Linked DNA regions of Homo sapiens: region 2 is linked to region 1. A link is a contact called in ENCODE Hi-C or POLR2A ChIA-PET data. All regions are on one chromosome and are shown on one strand. Each heading gives the region's core, a stretch centred on a gene start or an enhancer-like site at or near the end of the contact. The rest is flanking DNA. Distances are from core to core; before and after follow the strand shown. Region 1 holds the start of CPLANE2 (ciliogenesis and planar polarity effector complex subunit 2). Region 2 holds the start of CAPZB (capping actin protein of muscle Z-line subunit beta).

Region 1 (2,776 bases), core at 176-2,675:
TCCTCTGGCTGCTTTCTGCTTCCCTAGGAACAGCCCTCCTAGTGGCTAGGGGCAAAGTTTTAAAAACACAAAACCCAAACTGGCAGAACAGATAAGTACTTTAGAGTCAGGTAAGTGTGGGTTCTTTTTTTTTTTTTTTTTTTTTTTTTGACAGGGCCTAGCTCTGTCACTCAGGCTGAAGTGCAGTGGCATGATCTCGGCTCACTGCAACCTCCATTTCCCGGGCTCAAGCAATCCTCTCATCTCAGCCTCCAAGTAGCTGGGACTACAGGCGTGCACTACTGTGCCCGGCTAATTTTTGTATTTTTTTTTTTGTAGAGGCAGGGTCTTACTATGTTGCCCAGGTTGGTCTCAAACTCCTGAGCTTAAGCAATCTGCCCGCCTCAGCTTCCCAAAGTGCTGGGATTACAGGCGTGAGCCACCACACCCAGCCAGCTGTGGGTTCTGAGTCGGTTTCACACTGACTAGCTGTGCGGTGTGACCTCAGACAAGTCACGTTATGTTTCTGAGAGTCTTCGTCAGTACAAGAGGGTAATACTATTTACACAGGTTTGTTTATAGAATTAAATCAGGTGACCCCTGTAAAGTCCCCACTGTCTGGCACTTGGGTGGCCTTAGGTAAAGCTTAACTCCTAAATTATTCCTTTCAAAACAGTGATTTGCCCTACTTGAAGGCATTGCGGAAAGATAATGGTAAAAATTAAATGTAATAGACAAACTCTCAGTAATGACCCACCTGCACTCTTTCCAACCAGTGGGCATTTACTGAGCACCCACCTTCTGGGTAACAGGCCTGGTGTCCAGTGCTGGAACGGTGGAGAGGAGCTCAGAGTTTCAGAGCTGAAAAGTCAGCTCCAGGAGAGCAGGGACTTCTTGTTGGCCACTGTATTCCCAGCTAGGTGCTCAGTATTTGTTGAATGAATGAATGAATGAAAAATACAATCCAGCGGGCCTCTGACTCATTTTTTAAAACTTGAGCCAAGTCCCTTGACCTCTCTGAGCTGGTGTGTGTCCCCATCAGTGAAGCCAGAGATGTTTAAGTCATCTAGAGGTCCTGCCAAGCAGGATTAATAGAGCAATAATATTAATAATAGCAACAATCATAACTAAACATATGGAGCACTGCTATGGAGGGAATAACATGTTACGTCCACGTTATAGAAGAGGAAACTGAGACACAGAGAAGCATGAAAGGCTCCTGGAGGGGGGGTTTCATGATGTTTTGGAAGAAAGACTAGGGATCGGACGGAGTCATAGAGAAGAGGATCCACAACCCAGAGGAAAAGGCCTAGTCCAGAGCCACCGCGCGGCGCAGGCTGCGGACGTTGTAGGAGGGACGAACGCCTCCCGGAACCCGCCCAACCCAACCTCCGGCGTCTCCATGGCAACAACCTCCGCACATGCGCCGCGCGCACCTGCGCCGGAGCTGCCAGCACGCGCAGAAGGCGGACGCAGGCGGGGCGGAAGTGGGCCCGGCGGGCTGGGGCGGCGGGAGTGCGGGTGGGCGTTTAAAGGGGCCTTCGGCACCCAGGTCGGTTCGCCGCCGGGACTGCTGACGGGGAGGGCTAGGTAGCCCTGGGAGTCGGGATCTAGAAGGTAGAGGAGAAGCGGGGCTGTCTGACCCCCGGAGGTGACAAGGGGAGAGGGGCTGTGTGAATACCCTCCATGGGCAGTAATGGGATGACTATCCCCAGGGAGCATTGCGAAGGAGAGAGGCGGCTGAGGGACTGCACTTTCTGGGGCCCCCCGGGAGAGTCAGAGGGCAGTTAAGAGGGATCACAGGCCCGGCTTGGTACTGTCACTCCCCTTCCCACTCCCTGCTCTCAGCATTCTGTCACCTCCCTACCCCGTCGCGGTGCCCAGCCATGGCCAGACCTCCCGTGCCCGGTTCGGTGGTTGTCCCAAACTGGCACGAGAGTGCCGAGGGCAAGGAGTACCTGGCTTGCATTCTGCGCAAGAACCGCCGGCGGGTGTTTGGTAAGTGCCTCCCCCTTTCCTCTAGCCCGCCACTTGTCTTTCCCTGGGGAGAAGAGTGTCACCTGTTGCTCCCTGAGGAGAGCAGAGAGGCAGGGCAGTGAGGGCCTGCTCCACTGCAGTCTTCAGCAGTCTTCAGCCTGGGGGACTGAAAGCCCTAGCTCTGGGACCCCCACACCTAAATCTCCTTAGAGCTAATTCCATCGTCAGAGCCAGGAACATGGAAACAGCAGAAACCTTGCCAGCAACCACTGTCACCAGAGATGCAGTTGATTGAGCACTCCCCTGGTGCCAGGCCCTCTGTTGGGCACGTTACACAGTGCACGCCCATTTAACCTCTCAACAGCACATGGTACAGACTTGGCTAAGATCACACCCCAATAAATAGAGGTGAGCCTCTTCCATGTCCTGCTGTCTCTGGGATGAGACGCTGGTGTTCCCCATGGTGAAACTGACTCACCCAGGCAGGGCCCAGCTGTCAGGCCGGCAGAGGTGCCTGGAATCAGCTGTGGAGCCCAGCTCTGGCCAGGAGAAGCAAGGTGCCAGAAGACTTAAGACCAGAGAGTGAGATAGCTAGAACCAAAATTTGTGAATAAGTCAACTGTTTGTTTGTTTTTTTAAAAGAAATTATATTAAATTCAAAAAATGACCCTCTAGAAGGCTGGGCGCAGTGGCCTGTAATCCCAGCACTTTGGGAGGCCGAGGTGGGCAAATCACCTGAGGTCAGGAGTTCAAGACCAGCCTGGCCAACATGGCGAAACCCCATCTTTACTAAAAATACAAAAATTAGCCGGACGTGGTG
Region 2 (2,776 bases), core at 132-2,631, 3.2 Mb before region 1:
ACCTGTGAAAGCTTCGACTTGTCTATGAGCTCCCTGAGGACAGGGCCTGGCTCAGGGAAACAATTCCTGTCATCTGTGCAGTTTACCATCCCCTCACAGATCGCCTAATTTGATTTAACCAAAGCAAACAGGCCACGGAGGCAGATATTGTTAGCAATCCAGATCTCTCCTGCTACCTAGACTAAGCTTAACAAATATTTGATTGAGAGAGAGAGAGAGAGATTGGGAGAGAGAAACTTGAGTCACTTTGTGGAGCGAGGAAGCCCTTCTGGGCTAATGGAATGGTTCTCTGTAGCACATTCAACAGTACTCATAACAGCTAGCATTTGTTGAACTTAATTTTTTTTCTTTTGAGACAGAGTCTTGCTCTGTCGCCAGGCTGGGGTGCAGTGGCGCGATCTTGGCTCACTGCAACCTCTGCCCCCGGGTTCAAACGATTCTCCTGCCTCAGCCTCCCGAGTAGCTGGGACTATAGGAGCGAACCACCACGCCCAGCTAATTTTTGTATTTTTAGTAGAAACGGGGTTTCACCATGTTGGCCAGGATGGTCTCGATCTCTTGACCTTGGCCCGCCTCGGCCTTCCAAAGTGCTGGGATTACAGGCGTGAGCCACCGCGGCCGACCTGTTGAACTTAATTTTCTAATCTCTACCTGTGTCATCCTCACAGATATTCTGTCTGCAGCTATACCGGCAGGGATCTTTATGTCTTATCTGTTATCTTCCGGTGCCTAAACAAGGCCTGGCACATAGTAGGTGCTGAATAAATGGCGTCAGCCCGAGGCTCCTCAATTCGTGCCCGGGCTCAGGTGCAGCGCGGCGCTCCAGATCCTGCCGTAGCGAGCGGCAGCGCTGGGCTCCTGCCCCGCTCCCGGCGCGCTCCCCCAGTGCTGGGTTGGGCTGGGTTGGGCTGGGCCGGGCCGGTCCGCGCTCGGCGGCAGTTCCGGGTGCGCCGCAGGAGTGAGCGCGTGCACGGGGTGGGGCGCGGAGGGCCGGTCCCCTCCCAGCCGCGGTGCCTTCCGCATCCCCGCCCGCGGGGACTGTGGGGTGCGGTTCCCTCGCCGCCACTCGCTGCTGCAGGCCCAGAGTCGGGGACTGGACCTCAGACAGCCAGGAGACCTTTCCGCCCCGGCCCGCAACCCGTGCCGGGGACTCCCGGCAGCCGCGCCGCGCAGCGCCGCGCCCCGCCCCGCCTCGCAGGCCCCGCCCCCGCACCCCGTCGGCGCCCGCCTCTCGCGCCGCTCTCCATACTTGGCGATCGCCGCAGCCCCGCGCGCTCATTGGCCGCGAGCTGGCGGCGTGGGGGGCGGGCCCGGGCCGGGCCGGGGCGGGGAAGGAAGGTGGCGGCGGCCCGGCGCGGGGGGAGGGGGGTGCTGACCCGGATGTTCACTCCTGGGCACCCGGGGAAGTGGAAGCGCCGGGCCCTGCTGCGGGGGGGAGAGCCACTGACGCCGGGACCGGGACCGCCGCCGCCGCCGCCACCATGGTAAAGGCCGCACGGCCCCCTCCCCGGCCCGGGGGCCCCTCCGGAGCTCGCGTCCCCCTCCCCCTGCCCATCCCTGGCCTGGGACGGGTGGCTTCCCGGGGTGGGGGAGGGGCGGGGTCCCGGACCCTGGGTGGACCCGGTCCCTCCCCGCCCAGGAGGGTGCCGCCGGCGCGGACGACTTGGGTGGCAGTGACCCTGCCCCCGCTCCCAGCCCCCGCCCTTGGCGCAAGCTGGAGTCCCACTCACTACCTCTGTGTTCAGGCTGGTCTCTCCCATAGCCCAGGCTAGACCCTCCCTCCCGAACCGTGTCCCCAGCCAGGCACCCCCTCGGTGACCCTGGCGTGGGCCCCCTTCCTCCCCCGGTCTAGGGCTAGGTCTGCTTTCCCCCGTCTCTCCGGCCCAGGCTAGGCCGTCGTTTCTCCCTGCCATGGCCCAGGCTAGGCCGCTGCCTCCCTCTGTCCCTCCCCCTTTGCCTTCTCCATGGCCTCAGGCTGGACCCCGGTCAGCCCCTTCTGCAGCGGCCTAGGTTTGCTTCCCCTCTTCTCCGTGGCCTCAGCCTGAATCTCCTCTTCTCTCTGTGAACTTAAATCTGGACCTCCTCTTCTCCGCCCATGGCCCCCGTCTGGACCTCACTGCCCCCTCCCCACCATGATCCCCTTCCCTGGACTTTTCGCCACTCCTAGCGTAACCTGCGTCAGCCCCGCTCGGTCCCCGCCCTGAGCCTCTCATCAGGGTCCTGCCCCCTGCCTGGTGCACGACCCAGGGTCCCCTTCCCTGTACCTGGGGCGCGCCTTCTTTGCAGCCTTTGGGGAGCGAGGGGAGCTCTCCATCAGGGATGGGGTGGTCCCGGTGCTGTGCCTTCTCAGTTGCCGCTTCTAGGGAGGCCGCCTAGGAGCCAGCGAGGGAAGGGCGGGCATCGGTGTGCCCAGAAGGCAGCGCGCTGCTCTGCGGGCCCTTCTCGAGGCTGCCGCCGTGGGTGCTGTGCGTGCGAAGCATTCTGCAGGGCAGGCCGGGGTCCACGGCGCCCGGGCCTGAGTGGGAGCCGAGGGGCGAGGATGGGTGGCCCACAGGACAAGGATGAACGCACAATCGCCCTTGTGAGGCCGTGGCCTTGGGGGGCCACCAGGCCCTGGATCCAGCATATGGCCTGGACACGATGCACCCAAGCAGGCGCAGCCTCCCCTTCCCTCTGAACTGTCAGCTTGCAAGGGTTGGAACTGCTGATTATGGAAGTCCCTCGGATCAGGTGAGCAGAACGCCTAGGGAGAGTGCTGGCTCCGCTCGTGGTGTTT

What was found. A loop is a pair of places that touch in the nucleus more often than their neighbours do. ChIA-PET counts read pairs that join two places held with the same protein, here RNA polymerase II (POLR2A).
Region 2: a loop to region 1 is called in a map of B cell, with 21 times the contacts of the local background. The contact joins the promoter of CAPZB here to the promoter of CPLANE2 in region 1. A Hi-C loop is called at or near these places in 1 of 168 maps with a recorded cell type or tissue (B cell). POLR2A ChIA-PET finds 5 or more read pairs at or near these places in 1 of 52 experiments (Panc1).

The regions. Positions count from the first base shown.
Region 1 is chr1:16,235,832-16,238,607 of GRCh38, reverse strand. It overlaps CPLANE2 (ciliogenesis and planar polarity effector complex subunit 2), which reads left to right and starts at 1,425. Exons shown (of 5, transcript NM_030907.4): 1 at 1,425-1,977. The coding sequence starts at 1,866. RefSeq lists a silencer at 1,368-1,547 and an enhancer at 1,388-1,932.
Region 2 is chr1:19,484,144-19,486,919 of GRCh38, reverse strand. CAPZB (capping actin protein of muscle Z-line subunit beta) reads left to right here and starts at 1,381. Exons shown (of 9, transcript NM_004930.5): 1 at 1,381-1,484. The coding sequence starts at 1,482. It also overlaps a transcript of LOC105376819 not described here. RefSeq lists silencers at 805-1,534, 1,565-1,674 and enhancers at 1,579-2,087, 2,088-2,595, 2,596-2,776.